Linked DNA regions of Homo sapiens: region 2 is linked to region 1. A link is a contact called in ENCODE Hi-C or POLR2A ChIA-PET data. All regions are on one chromosome and are shown on one strand. The core of a region is the stretch at or near the end of the contact, and the rest is flanking DNA. Distances in the headings are between cores, read along the strand shown. Region 1 holds the start of PTH (parathyroid hormone). Region 2 overlaps FAR1 (fatty acyl-CoA reductase 1).

Region 1 (7,285 bases), core at 3,531-6,030:
CCAAAGCTGTACTAATTCCTATTGAGCAAACAGAAGGAAAAAGTATCCGTCTTAACTTAAACCTTCCATAAGGGAACAGGGCACAACACATGGTATTTTGTCCTTCCCAAATGTGAGGAATACATTAGATTGTTTGACCCTAGCTTCAGTACTTTAGAATGCTAAGAAAAGCTGACGTTTTCAAAGCAAAAAGCTGTGCTCAGCTCTTCTCTGTCACGGTGTCATCAGTCTCTTGTGCCCACATATCCCCTAACCCTGTCCTCCTAAGTGATTTCCTTCTATCTAATACCTGCAGGTCCAGAACGTGATGGTTCAGATAAACTATATATCAAGTCTTGGCAGCTATATTACTGCTTTGTGGGAAGGTCAAGTAGTCCTTTGAAAAATTTGAAGGACACAACAATATTACTCATGCACACATTTAGAGTTTAGAGAGGACTGCAAGACAAAACTCCTTGGCATTCACACAATAATCTTCCAAAATTGTACCCAAATCTTACTTCTTTGGAGTCATCATCCATTTCCCCATTTTCCCTCTCCATCCACAAGCATATACTCAATATTCAGTCTTTTTTTTTTTTTTTTTTTGAGACAGGGTCTCACTCTGTCGCCCAGGCTGGAGTACAGTGGCATGATCAGAGTTCACTGCAGCCTCCATCTTCCAGGTTTGGGTGATCCTCCCATCTCAGCCTCCTGAGTATCTGAGACTACAGGTGTGCACCACCACATCCTGCTGATTTTTTTTTTAACTTTTAGGAGAGATGAGGTCTTGCTATGTTGCCCAGGCTGGTCTCAAACTCCTAAACTCAAGCAATCCCCTTGCCTTGGCCTCCCAAAGTGCTGAGATTACAAGTGTGAGCCACTGCGTCTATTCAGTCTTCATTGCCTGCATGCCTGTGCGCATGCAGTTCCCTCTGTCCTTTCTTACCTTCTCTGATGGAAAACACAATCACCTGTCAGGACAGTTCAGCTTTTCAGTAAAACAGCTTCCAACAACTTTAGGGAAATTGTCACTTCCTCTTCTGTGCTTTTATAAGTCTTTGTTCATACCCCTATTATAATACCTATCACATTATATTATAATTATGTGTTAAATTTCAAGGCATTGATTATGTCTCAATTATCCAGTGATTAATACAGCCCCTGGCAGATAGTATTCAACGCATTTTTTTGAGTGAACAAATGAGTGACCACTGTCTGAACTATTTGCTTTATTTTTCTGTAAAACTAGTTTAATAATGTGGTTGCCTTGGTATGACAATTTATTCTATAAATAAGTGTAAGAGAAAGAAGAACAAGAAAGTGATAATTGCATCACTCCTAGAAGGCTGTCAATTACATTAAACTTACCCAAAGCGGGAAAAATCTCCAAATCAGAATATTAAGCATGGCTTTATAATAACAATGCAAAAAATGTGTTTATAAAACCATTTGTGTATGCAGAAGATTGAAACTGGACCTGTTCCTTACACTATATACAAAAATTAACTCAAGATGGATTAAAGATCCGAAACTATAAAAACCCTGGAAGACAACATTGGCAATACTGTTATAGACATAGGAATGAGCAAAGATTTCATGAAGAAGATGCCAAAAGCAATGGCAATGAAAGCAAAAATTAACAAATGAGATATAATTAAACTAAAGAGCTTCTGCACAGCAAAAGAAACTATCAACAGAGTAAAGAGACAACCTACAGAATGGGAGAAAATTTTTGCAAACTATGCATCTGACAAAGGCCTAATATCCAACATCTATAAATTAAACAAATTTACAAGAAACAAACAACCCCATTAAAAAGTGGGTAAAGGACATGAACAGACATTTTTCAAAATAAGACATACATGTGGCCAACAAGCGTATGGAAAAAAGCTCAACATCACTGATCATCAGAGAAATGCAAATCAAAACCATAACGAGCCACCATCTCACACCAGTCAGAATGGCTGTTATCAAAAAGCCAAAAAATAACAGGTATGGGTGAGGTTGTGGAGAAAAAGGAACATTTATACACTGTTAGTGGGAGTGTAAATTAGTTCAACAATTGTGGAAAACAGTGTGGCGATCCCTCAAAGACTAAAAGCAAAACTACAATTTGATCCAGCAATCCCATTACTGGGTATATACTCAAAGGAATATAAATCATTCTATAATAAAGACATATGCATGCGTATGTTCATTATAGCACTATTCACAATAGCAAAGACATGCAATCAACCTAAATGCCCAACAGTGGTAGACTGGATAAAGAATACGTGGTGCCTACATACCATGGAATACTAGGCAGCCATAAAAAAGAACAAGATGGAGCTAGAGGCCACTATCCTTAGCAAACTAACATAGGAACAGAAAACCAAATATCTCATGGTCTCACTTATAATTGGGAGCTAAAAGATGAGAACACATGGACACAAAGAAGGGAACCACACACACTGGGGCTTACTGAAGGATGGAGAGTGGAAGGAGGCGGAGGATCAGGAAAAATAACTAATGGGCACTAGGCTTAATACCTGGGTCATGATATAATTAGTACAATAAACCTCCACGACATGAGTTTACCTATATAACAGGCCTGTACATGTACCCCTGAACTTAAAAGTTAAAAAATAAAAATCCATTAGTGGCTGGGTGTGGTGGCTCATGCCTGTAATCCCAGCACTTTGGGAGCGAGAGGTGGGAGGACTGCTTGAGCCAAGGACAGCCTGGGCAATTTAGCTACACTCTGCCTCCACAAAAATTTAAAAATTAGCTGGTTGTGGTGCTGTGTGCCTATAGCCCCCACTACTCAGAAGGCTGAGGTGGAAGGACTGCTTGAGCCCCGAAAGTTGAGGCTGCCATGTCCATACCACTGCACCACTCCAGTCTGAGTGACAGAGTGAGATCCTATCTCAAAGAAAAAAGAAAAACCATCTGTATTTCCAATTCTTCTTCTCAACAGAGTATAGCAGAAAAATGACACACAAACATCACATGTAGAGTTTGCATCAGAAGAGGTCTTTAAAAAGATCAAGACAACAGATTTTTACAGTTAAAAGAGACCTCTTGGTTATCTAGTTCAACTTTCTTCTATGTATGAATCTCTATAGTATGCCTGATAAATGCTCATCTACCTTCTACTTGAATATTCTCAGTGATGGAGAAATCACTATTTGAGAAGGTACTTGATTCCTTATTTTGACAATTATAATGTCCAAGTTAAACCCAATGAACCCAGCCCTTCCTTCTTAAACCACAGAGAATACTCCTTCTTCCTTATGGTAACCCTATAAATAATTAAACACAGCTATAAAGTCATCCCGTCTTTTTTTCCTCAGACTTTTCTAGTTTCATTCAACTACTTCTCATGTTATAGTTTTCAACATTTTCACCAAACTGATTGATATCCTCAGTGTATGTTCCCATTTGTTTCTACTGCTTCTAAAATGGAGCCTGGAGCAACACTCTAAGTGAGGTTAACCCAGAGTGGAGAATCTCCTAGGACAGGACTAGTATATATCTCTCATTATAAACTCCATACGGTTACTATTCAAATTTGTACTGGCTCTTACCTAAGGTAGAGTCAAACCTTGACAATGGCTAGTAGGAAAAAGGATGACATGAAGCCAGGATGGGACCAGAGCTGAGAGAACTGATCCCACTCTGGCACCGGATCTTTGGTGGGAAGGCAAAGCTGTCTAAAGGAGTCCTAGATATATCAAAGACATTCAGGGTGTTTTGACAGGTGGACCAGGAAAATATTGCTGGAGGAATATTTGAAGTCAGACATGTGGCAGCATCATGCCTCCAATAGGTTTTGGAGCAGGCTCTCATCATCCCTTAGGGAACATGAGAATAAAGACCTAACCCCTAGGGGAAAATGTTGCAAAGAGCTTTTGCTGTGTTTTCAGATGACTTTGCAAATTAAAGTCAAGAAGACTGGAGTTCAAAGAAGGGCTGTATTTCTAGGCAGAAACTGAGGTAGTAAGAATCTGGTGTCATAAAGACCTTTGTTGAATTCCATCTTTTCTGCTTTCCAAGCCTAAGTTTCCTCATGTAAAAATGGGGATAAGCACTTAACTTTAGTACTTTAAGTACTAACTTTAAAGGACTGCTGTGAAGATCTAGTGGGATAATATATGTAGTTAGGCATGCAGTTAGTGCTTATCAAATGTTATTATTATAGATTAAGATGCACAAATAAAATATAAGTTAAATAAATTTTAAAATAATTTCACTTTTGAAGCTTTTAAAGTAATTATGTACTAAGAGCATTTTCTCAAATTATTCTTAACACTTCCTTTAAGAAAAGGGCTATATCTGTTTTTTGAAAGATGACCAGAAGTGACATGGATTGGTTGAAAATGGCTTGTAAAGTAAGCCTAACATTTATGATTTATTACCATAAAAACTGTACCAACAGTACGGTTATAACAAATACACTTATTTTTGGGTTTTATTTTCAAGTAAGATAATGACTTTATCATAAACCTTTGAAATCAGTCTTTTTACAGTATAAATTCAGATTCATTAATCCACATAGAATTTTTCTCGATGGTATAATTCTGTATTTGTTAAAAGTCTTTGCATAAGCCCCTTGTCAAGCCAAATGCTGTTTTCCTTTTAGTATCCAATTATCTGAAACTTAAGAAGAGTGTGCACCGCCCAATGGGTGTGTGTATGTGCTGCTTTGAACCTATAGTTGAGATCCAGAGAATTGGGAGTGACATCATCTGTAACAATAAAAGAGCCTCTCTTGGTAAGCAGAAGACCTATATATAAAAGTCACCATTTAAGGGGTCTGCAGTCCAATTCATCAGTTGTCTTTAGTTTACTCAGCATCAGCTACTAACATACCTGAACGAAGATCTTGTTCTAAGACATTGTATGGTAAGTAAACTTAAAAATTCACTTCTGAATCTCATGAGATTTTGATAATCAAGTTATTATTTAATGTGTACCATTTCTACAAATACCATGTTGTTTCTTCAAGGTAAAATGCTAAGAAGTTTGAGTTATGTTTAATATAAAATGCCACATACAAAATAAATTAATGCTACTCAAATCACAAAATCCTTTTTGATTAAAGTCTTCTGAGATACCTTGCCTTTTAAAACCTCATCTGAAATTACAACAAAAAATCATTAAAATTTGGCATGCTATGCTTTAATATAATAGTATCGGTGTCAAAATTTTGAAATAAAACAGGTTGATGGTGAATGAATAGTTCTGATTTAAATAATCTTTATAAATTTATTAAGTGGAGTTAATATTCTGTTTTTCCTGCAGAGTATTCTTATCTAGATTATTTATTTTATGGCTCATAAAGAGCCCAATCTGTATACTAAAGTTGGATAAGCCCAGTTTGACTAGTAAATATTTATTTCCTTTACATAAATGACAGCTGTATTCTGAAAACAGTATTTCCTATGCTATTTCTAAATGATGCAGTTTCCCTGTAAAATAGGAGTACATAACTACTCTATGTGTATGTTAAAAGGTAGTACACTGAGCATTAAGGAAAAGCACTTCTATAATAACAGCCTTTGCAAGTACTGAAATGCAGATTAAGGCAAGAATATCCTATACTGATGTGAAACGAGGAAAGAGACAAAAGTTATATTAAAAGATAATTGTTAATAAAATAAGTTGAAGAAATAAGCTACAAACAAGCATTCCATTCAGAGATAAAGCTCGAAATCCATATCACAAGTAATTAATCAGATGATTTTTAAATGCTTTGACACATTATTTTTAATGCTAGGAGAAATGTGAATTAATTTAGTGAAAATCTCTAGATTAGCACCTATTAGTTTGGTATTTATGGTTATTACAATGCCTGAAATGAAGGTTACTTAAGAAAAGGATTTGCTACGTAAATAGTGTTAACAATTTACACTATGAAGAAAATTAGGCATTTTCAAGCAAGTTATAAACATTTAGGTATAATCAACATAAAATGCAGTGCGGGGGGATTTCTCAAAAATAGGCTCTTTCATTCCTCTTGTAGCTTAAGATTTCTGCAGTGTGACAGAAGGGAGCATGAGAAGCATGGCTCACCAGCCAGCCTCTATTGTCTATGTAATTAGAAGCTTCAGAACTCACTAATACCACTGTACCTTTCACTGGCGCATTACCCCATAAAACTTGAGATGAGGTGAGATCTGAGTATAAAGATAGGTCAGAAGTATTTTAAAGGGCTTAATTTGCCAAAAAGAAAAGTAAAAAGCTAGAGACCCTTTTTGCAGAACATTTGGTGACCACACATTTGAGGGAAGATGTGGCATTAGATGAAGCAGAAGCAAACCCTGCTCTTAGGGGCTCATCTAGGTGAGTGCACAGCCTGTGACACTACAGGGAGAGGCTCAGTAAACTGAGATCCAGCATTCTGTATGACAGAGGCATTGCTTATCACAGAGGTTCTGAATTTTAAGTAGGAAGTACATAATGAAGAGGGCTTTAAAAATTGCTAAGAAAGCGAGTCACCAGGGCTGGCAGTAGTGTAACAGGGCCATCCTGAGCTGTTAGGAGAGTAGATGCAGGGAGGGCTGGTGACCTCCGTGGGTTTATCTGTTGGAGACTCTTCTCTCCAAATCCCAGGCCTGGCTTCCAGCACCATCCAGCTGTGCCCAAGAAGCCACGCTGGTCTGTTCTCCAAGTCTTTTAAATGGTGCCTAATTTTTCTAAGTGAGCTTAGCAATGAGAAGAAAAAAAAAACATGAATTATTTTTCTGGAAAATCAAGGAGACATGGGTAACAACAGGCACTAATAAATATTTATAGATGAGTGAATGAGGAAATAATTACATAAAAAAGGTCAGTGACAATTGATAAATGACAAGGAAATATTTAATTAGGTAAAAGTAAACCATTGCTCTCTATACTAGGATAGACTTTATCTACTTCGTCTTTTCCTAAGTCAGCATGTTAATTCTGGGGGAGGATCATAAGAAAGGAAATACTTTTTTAAAAAAAATTTAAAAACATGTAACAAAGCAAGGGTAAAATATATGTATATACATAAGTGGTATGACTGTAAAACTGTACTTTCCATTAGTTATTAGCTGAGTTAAGAGAATGATCACGTTGAAGTACTGTGTGGACTAGAAATGTACTCTGTCATCATGCAATGAAATGTTGCTAACATTTTAACATAGCTCATTTATGCAGAATGAATTCTGGCAGTTTACCCCAAGTCACAGTTAGGACGGTAGATGGTGAGATCGCAGATGCGTGATTATCTAGATTCAGTGTTACATTTTTGATGTTTATCACTCAGTGGATTTTTATTAATATGCTGATTAAGTTA
Region 2 (7,071 bases), core at 1,745-4,244, 180 kb before region 1:
ATCTCTATGAAAAATTGTTAAAAAAAAACAAAAAACTTACCAATGAAGAGACAGTTTTGAGCAAATGGACAAATAACAAAATATTAGTATTTCATCTATGTTTTTTTTACTCCCAATCAGGTGCAATTTCTGTGTTTAACACACCCATATCCAATGCTGCTTTGTCTTTTTTTTTTTGAGATGGAGTCTTGTTCTGTCAGCCAGGCTGGAGTGCAGTGGTGTGATCTCGGCTCACTGCAACCTCCACCTCCCAGGTTCAAGCAATTCTCCTACCTCAACCACCCAAGTAGCTGGGATTACAGGCACCCACCACCACGTCCAGCTAATTTTTGTATTTTTAGTAGAGATGAGGTTTCACCATGTTGGCCAGGCTGGTCTCCAACTCCTGACCTCAAAAAATCCACCTGCCTCAGCCTCCCAAAGTGCTGGGATTACAGGCGTGAGCCACCACTCCCAGCTGTCATTATTTAATTAATTCTGCTTATCTCATTATCTTATCCCTTTCAGCTGGAAGATCATATGGTAGGAGTACTGAAAGAAATTCAAGCAGCAGATAGAAAGTTACGTTAAATAATCTTTTAATATTCATTAGATTGCATGTCTTTAAAAGTAGAAGAAAAAATAACTTCAAATAAATGTCCCTTTAAAAGGGGGAACTGGCTGAGTGCAGTGGCTCATGCCTGTAATCCCGGCACTGTGAGAGGCCAAGGTGGGCAGATTGCTTGAGCCCGTGAGTTTGAGACCAGCCTTGGCAACAAGGCAAAACCCCACCTTGAAAAAAAAAAATACAAAAATAAGCCAGTTGTAGTGGTGCACACCTGTGATTCTAGCTACTTGAGAGGCTGAGGTGGAAGGATCACTTGAGCCCAGGAGGTTGAGACTACAGTTAGCCATAATTGTGCCACTGCACTCCAGCCTGGGTGACAGAGTGAGACCCTGCCTCAAAAGTAAAAAACTAAAAAAGTAAAAAGGATAATCAACTTCTAAGAAACAGTCTAAACCAGGAGCTGGCAAAGGTTTCTGTAAAGGGCCAAGTAACAAGTATTTTCCACTTTGTGAACCATACAATCTCAGCAACAACTTCTCAGCTCTGCCACTGTACCAGAAAAGCAGCCATGGATAATAAATAAATGAATGGGTGTGGCTGTGTTCCAATAAAACTTTAAAAAAACAGGAAGACAGTTTGCAGGCCATAGTTTGCCAACCTCTGTTTTAAACAATGATTTCCAATATTCCACAAACATTCAGAAAAATGAAGTATAAATGAGAAAGACATCAATGGGAAAGCAGTACAGTCTAAATATTCGTTGTCTATGATTTCACTACTACTATTGTTACTGACACACTGTAAAATGGCCAACAAATGCTTGTTTGATACAATAATATCTTCATGAACAAAACAACACATTAATGCCAGGCTTCAGAAATACAGATATGCCAGAGGCTGAATGCAAAAGGATGACATGACCTATAGCCTTTTTCAAGATATATATTTTTAAAAATCTGTATTTCTAAAAGGAAAGCCCATTAAGATATGCAGGGATGAGGCTTGGGTTGTATTATTTTGCAGAAAAGACTACAAGTGAAGAAGAGCACATAACATAATCCTGTCACAAACTCAGAGAAACTCTTGCCCACTACTTTGTTCAAAAACTTGATATAATAATAATAATAAAAAAGCACAGAATTTAAAAGTATGGATGGGAAAGTAGTATGGAATGGAGTATTCTGGCTACCTATCACTACATAACAAAATCACTCTAAAACTTAGTGTTTTAAAACAACCACCATTTTATTTTCTTCCACAATTTTTATGAGTTAGGAATTTGTAAAGGGCTCAGCTAAGCAATTCTGGCTGAGCAGTTCTAGCTCCGGACTTTAGCCTCTTCGATTTTCCCCATGAGATAGTTTGGGCTTCCTTATAGCATGGGGACCTCAGAATAGTCAGATACTTACAAAGCTGCTAATGGCTTAAAGACCAGTATTCTTGTGAGCTAGGCAAAAGCTCTCTCACCTTTTCTGACCTAGCCTTGGAAGTCATACAGTGTAATTTTCTGCCACATTCTATTGGCTACAAGTGATTTACAAGACTGCCCAAATTCAAGGGACTTAAATCCCACCTCAGAATGAGAGAACAGTTAGGGTCTGTACAAGCTCACACATGTGCGATGGAAAATACTGTTGCAACCATCCTTAGAAAATACAGTCTGTCACAAACAGCATCAAGTAACTGCCTGTTACTCTTGAGACTGTCAACCACCAACCCATGTTGGACCTATTTCACAGGACTACGGTACAACGAAGAGTTGTTTCTTACTGTTTTTTTTAGCCACTCAAAACCCATTTTAAAAATATGGACTCATGGATCTCACACTTTGAAATATTCTGTCTACCCAATAACCTCATCTACTGAACGAGAATTTCACATTCCCATGTTCAATTAACTTTCCCATGTTCAATTAACTATGAACTCCTGAACCTGGTTTTAGCTGAACTAAGGAGCAAAGTTCTGCAGCATTACCATCTGGAGTTGACACACCTCTAGTCAAAAGCAAGACAACTTGTTTTACAGAAGTTAGATTATGAAGAAGCCTCGAGCTAAGTATATCCATTAAGATTTTCTGATAGATTCCCATCTGAAGCATTGAAAACCAATCCTCCAGTGTTTTTCCTACTATATTTTGGTAACTGCAATCATCACTTAATGTTTTGATTAAGACTGCTATGGTTTACATATGGTTTGTTTGGTCCCACCAAGTCTCATGTTGAAATCTGATTCCCAATGTTGGAGGTGGGGCCTGGTGGGAGGTGTTTGGGTCATGTGGGCAGATTCCTCATTAATGGCTTGGTGCCACTAAGCGTTCTCACTCATAGTGAGAACTGGCTCAGTTCTCAGCCACAAGAACTGGCTGTTGAAAAGAGACTGGCAGCTCTTCCTCTTTCTCTCTTGCTTCCTCTCTCACTGTGTGATGCCTGCTCCCCTTCACCTTACACCAGGAGTGGAAGCCTCCTGAGGCCCTCATCAGAAGCAGATACTGATGCCGTGCTTCTTGTACAGCCTGCAAAACTGTGAGCCACATAAACCTCTTTTCTTTACAAATTACCCAGCTTCAGGTATTCCTTTATATCAATACAAATGGACTAAGACAGACTCAACATCAAAGAAAACATCCTCTGAGCCAGGCACAGTGGCACACAACTGTGTGCCCAACTACTTGGGAGGCTGAAGCAGAAGAAGTGCATGAGGCGAAGAGTTTGAGTCCAGCCTATGCAACAGGGTGAGAACCTATCTCAAAAAAGAAAACCTCACCTGAAAGAAATCTATAAGCAACAAAAAAAGAGCCAAAATGCAAACCCAAAGTGTACAAATTATTTAGTGTAGTCAAGCTCCTAATAACAGTGGGTTCCTTTTTCCTTTTTCAAAAATTAAGGCTTATTGAGCATTTTCCACAAATAAAGATCAGCTGTAGCATCCTGGTTAACATTTCTTTTTTCAATAAAAGATGCTAGTGTCCAACCCTGTGGTAAGTACCCATTGAAGTAGATATAATGGCCACTTTGTTTGCCTACACAAGCACTGATTTACCAATATTTAACTGTCTATATCCTATTTTCCCCAATACTTCCCCCCAAGGCACTTCTCGGTAGTAAGGAATCTAAAGACGTTCATTAGTTCTTAGGCCACTATACAACTGTTTCATATAATGATGCTGTTCCATAAGCATGGCACTTTGACAAGAGTTAAAATGCTTCTAGGATCTTACTATCCTGGGAAATGTTACACACTGAGAAAAATAAGATTCAGAATTCCTCTGAGTGATGTAAAAATCAAACATAAAGACACCTTTAAAAAGTCAAATTCTACTCTATGAGAGAGGAAATGTCAGTTTTGTAGCACTAAAATTATCTGCTGATCAGAAAACAAATTTTTCAATAATATACATTTTCCTTTGTTTCTGTTTCTGTCCTTAAGGCCAGAACCAGTAGGGTAACTTCTCTACTATAAAGCCTACAGAAGGTGGGCTGTGTTCTTGTTAACACACAGCTTGATAACACTGAATAATAAACAGGAAGAAGCACCCAAAATAACAAAAAAGTAAATAGTTCTAACAATTAGTTAAGTTAGAGAAATTGGAGGGGGAAAAAACAGTCTGCTGCTTGCAAAAACATGTATTCAATTTCCTTCTAGGGGAAGAAAACAGTTTTTTTAAATAAAGTAATTCCCGTAAGTCATACATGACTCTTTTTTTAGGTAAACTATTGTGCTTGATCACTTTTTACCTTAATAATAATGTTTTCATATTAAGACATGAAATTTTAATCCTAACACTTTCAGACTCAGAGAAGTGAAACACATATTTCAATATACAAAGATATACTAATATTTTAACTGTACTACCAAAGACAGAGCTTTTCAAACTTTTATAACAGAATTGCAATATCTTTTTTGCTAAAAAAAATTTATAAAATTTGACTTCACAATATACCTGAAGATTTATATAAAATATTTCAAATTACTGAAGTAAAACCGATGTTATAGGAAAACATACCATATTTACCCTGAACACTACATATATACTACATACCGCTTCGCCCAAGATTAACAAAGGTAAATTATGTATGCTTCATATATATGCTGTATTTTCTATTTTTCTTGTGTCACTTTCTTATGGCTGCCTTCTGAATCTTGTTCTCAAGCCTGAACCTAAAAACAGGACTCAGTCCTCCAAGGCAGCATTTGTGGTAAATGGTGCTAGGAAACTATATGCTTTATCCCAACCAGATTAAAGATGTATATTAGCATATCAAAGATTACAAATGTCCTGAGGTAAAAAACAAAAAAAAGACCCACTAAATTCTATCTAAGCCCTGCTCTTCATAAATGTCCCAACACAGCTAGGGAAATAATGCTCATGAGAAGCTCAAGGATTACTAAACCAGCCTTCAAAAGTAATGATTTTCCAAGAAAGGGCCAAGCCTCCTGATGGACTATAAATGATTTAGAAAGCATGACCTTCGTGGCCATGCCTGTAACCCCAGCACTTTGGGAGGCCGAGGCGGGTGGATCACAAGGTCAGGAGATCGAGACCGTCCTGGCTAACACGGTGAAACCCCGTCTCTACTAAAAATACAAAAAATTAGCTGGGCATGGTGGCAGGCATCTGTAGTCCCAGCTACTCAGGAGGCTGAGGCAGGAGAATGGCATGAACCCAGGAGGCGGAGCTTGCAGTGAGCGGAGATCGCACCACTGCACTCCCTCCTGGGCGACACAGCGAGACTCAGTCTCAAAAAAAAAGAAAACATGACCTTCCTTTAATCCATAAAGCTACTTATGAATAAACTATTAAGCTAGTTACCAAGAGTTGCAAAAATGAAGACTTTACTAGAATGTACCAAAAACTTCAATTTGTATTCCACTAGTATATCCAGTTGCTGCAACTGGCAATGCTGCAAGCTCCTACCACATATGCATACTCAAAACGTAGAAGTCCGTAACTTTCAAGAGGGGCACTTGCCATCAGTGAAACTGTGTTGTCTTTAGTTGGTCTTCGTTTTCAATTGTCATTATTCTTGCCTTTTAATTAAATTACCATTAGGTTTGGCTCATCGTTATCAATTTAGTTTTTGGTTATTTTATTATAACTGTAGAGAATATATTGATACAATTCCATCACTAGGATTTGAGGCCTGCAGTTTTCTAATTAGTCTAGACTTTATGACAAGCATATTTTTTGTGATTCAATTAGGAACCATCCATATAGCTCTTCCCAAAAAATGCTTATACCTTGACAAGTGTTATTATTCCATTAGAAAGTAGAAATTATTGAGCTAAAGAATGACTCAGCCAAAAGGCTAGGACTAAAAAAGCTTGACAGGCACTGTTCTAAGGGTCCTCACTCTGGCTATGATGTCGCTAATGTACGGGCAAGTCTTAGCCCCAGCCAGCCTTTCCACATGAACCAAATGTGGCAAAAGAACTCAGAATCGGGATCAGTCATGTAAGCAGTAACTTCTTTGAACCTGGATGTCAATGATCCTTCCAGTGTCTAGTTTTGAGTGGGGAAAAAACAGCTTTTAGGAATGTATTTAAATGACTAAATCCCATAACAAACTCTCTTCTCAAAAATCTTTTCCTAGTTTATTTTTAAAACTTTGCCAAGTTCATAGACACAGCTTGCAACTAAATGCTGTTAGGCAAAGATCATCCTAGAAAGGTATAAAAAAGCATGAGGAAAATGTTTTAAGAACTGTGGATTCTTAATATCTGTTTCCAACTGTGGAATGGAATTAAGCTCCTAAAACACGCCTACCCTAATAAATCTTGTAACTATGGGTTATTATGTTAAAGATGGAAGGAGTATATGATGGCAAAGTAAAAACATTATGGTATAACATTTCAGGGAATTCTTAGCCAATTTACCAATAATCTAGTTACCATGCTAAAGTTAATATACTTCCTTCTCCAAATACTGAGATCCAGAATGAAAAGACAAACAAAATAAATAAGCACAATAGACTTACCAAAAATCAGGTAATGAGAAACAACGCTGTTGGGATTGCCATAACCAACAGACCTTAGGCAAGTCAACCTCTCTGATCACTCTTTAAATTTATTGAAGGAGAGGCCAGATCACTGATTGTTAAAATCTCTTCTGGCTTTCACAGTCTGTATTTTTACTACTATGTATTGGAATAAGTTGTTTCCTACTAGTAGATTAGGTACTTGAAAAATTATTAACTCCAACAGGTCACAAGGGTATCACTTTAAAGCAATTCACCTAATATTCACTGAACTTCGAACAGTCTGTGCACAGCTCTGTGGGGTCAAATGTCCCATTACCAGCTAATTCACCTGTTCCTATCTCCTGAGAATTCTGCTTATGCTCATAATCATTATCATAATTACATTTTAATTACAATCCACAAGTTTTTAAAACCACCTATTTCTAAGAAACTCATTTAGGGCCATTCCTCAAACTAAGTGAACTATGAGCACTTGTATCTCAGGGCTCCACTGAGAATCAATCCTTTGTCAGCCAAAAACAGTTTCTAAGCTCCTGCATTACTTCT

Evidence for each region. Hi-C counts contacts between places; a loop is a spot of excess contacts on that map. ChIA-PET counts read pairs that join two places held with the same protein, here RNA polymerase II (POLR2A).
Region 2: a loop to region 1 is called in a map of Calu3, with 2.0 times the contacts of the local background. The contact joins the enhancer-like site here to the promoter of PTH in region 1. A Hi-C loop is called at or near these places in 1 of 168 maps with a recorded cell type or tissue (Calu3). POLR2A ChIA-PET finds 5 or more read pairs at or near these places in 1 of 52 experiments (naive thymus-derived CD4-positive, alpha-beta T cell).

What each region holds. Positions count from the first base shown.
Region 1 is chr11:13,493,492-13,500,776 of GRCh38, reverse strand. PTH (parathyroid hormone) reads left to right here and starts at 4,780. Exons shown (of 3, transcript NM_000315.4): 1 at 4,780-4,866. RefSeq lists silencers at 508-625, 1,359-1,459, 295-1,460, an enhancer at 4,385-4,406 and promoters at 4,621-4,783, 3,776-4,835, 4,097-4,847.
Region 2 is chr11:13,676,499-13,683,569 of GRCh38, reverse strand. All of the region lies in intron 1 of FAR1 (fatty acyl-CoA reductase 1), which reads right to left. Among named protein-coding and RNA genes, the nearest start is that of FAR1, 11 kb to the right of the region's middle. RefSeq lists an enhancer at 2,871-3,030. Within about 2 kb of position 2,994, at least 2 of the 41 ENCODE cell types and tissues checked have a DNase peak (open chromatin) inside an H3K27ac peak, as active enhancers do.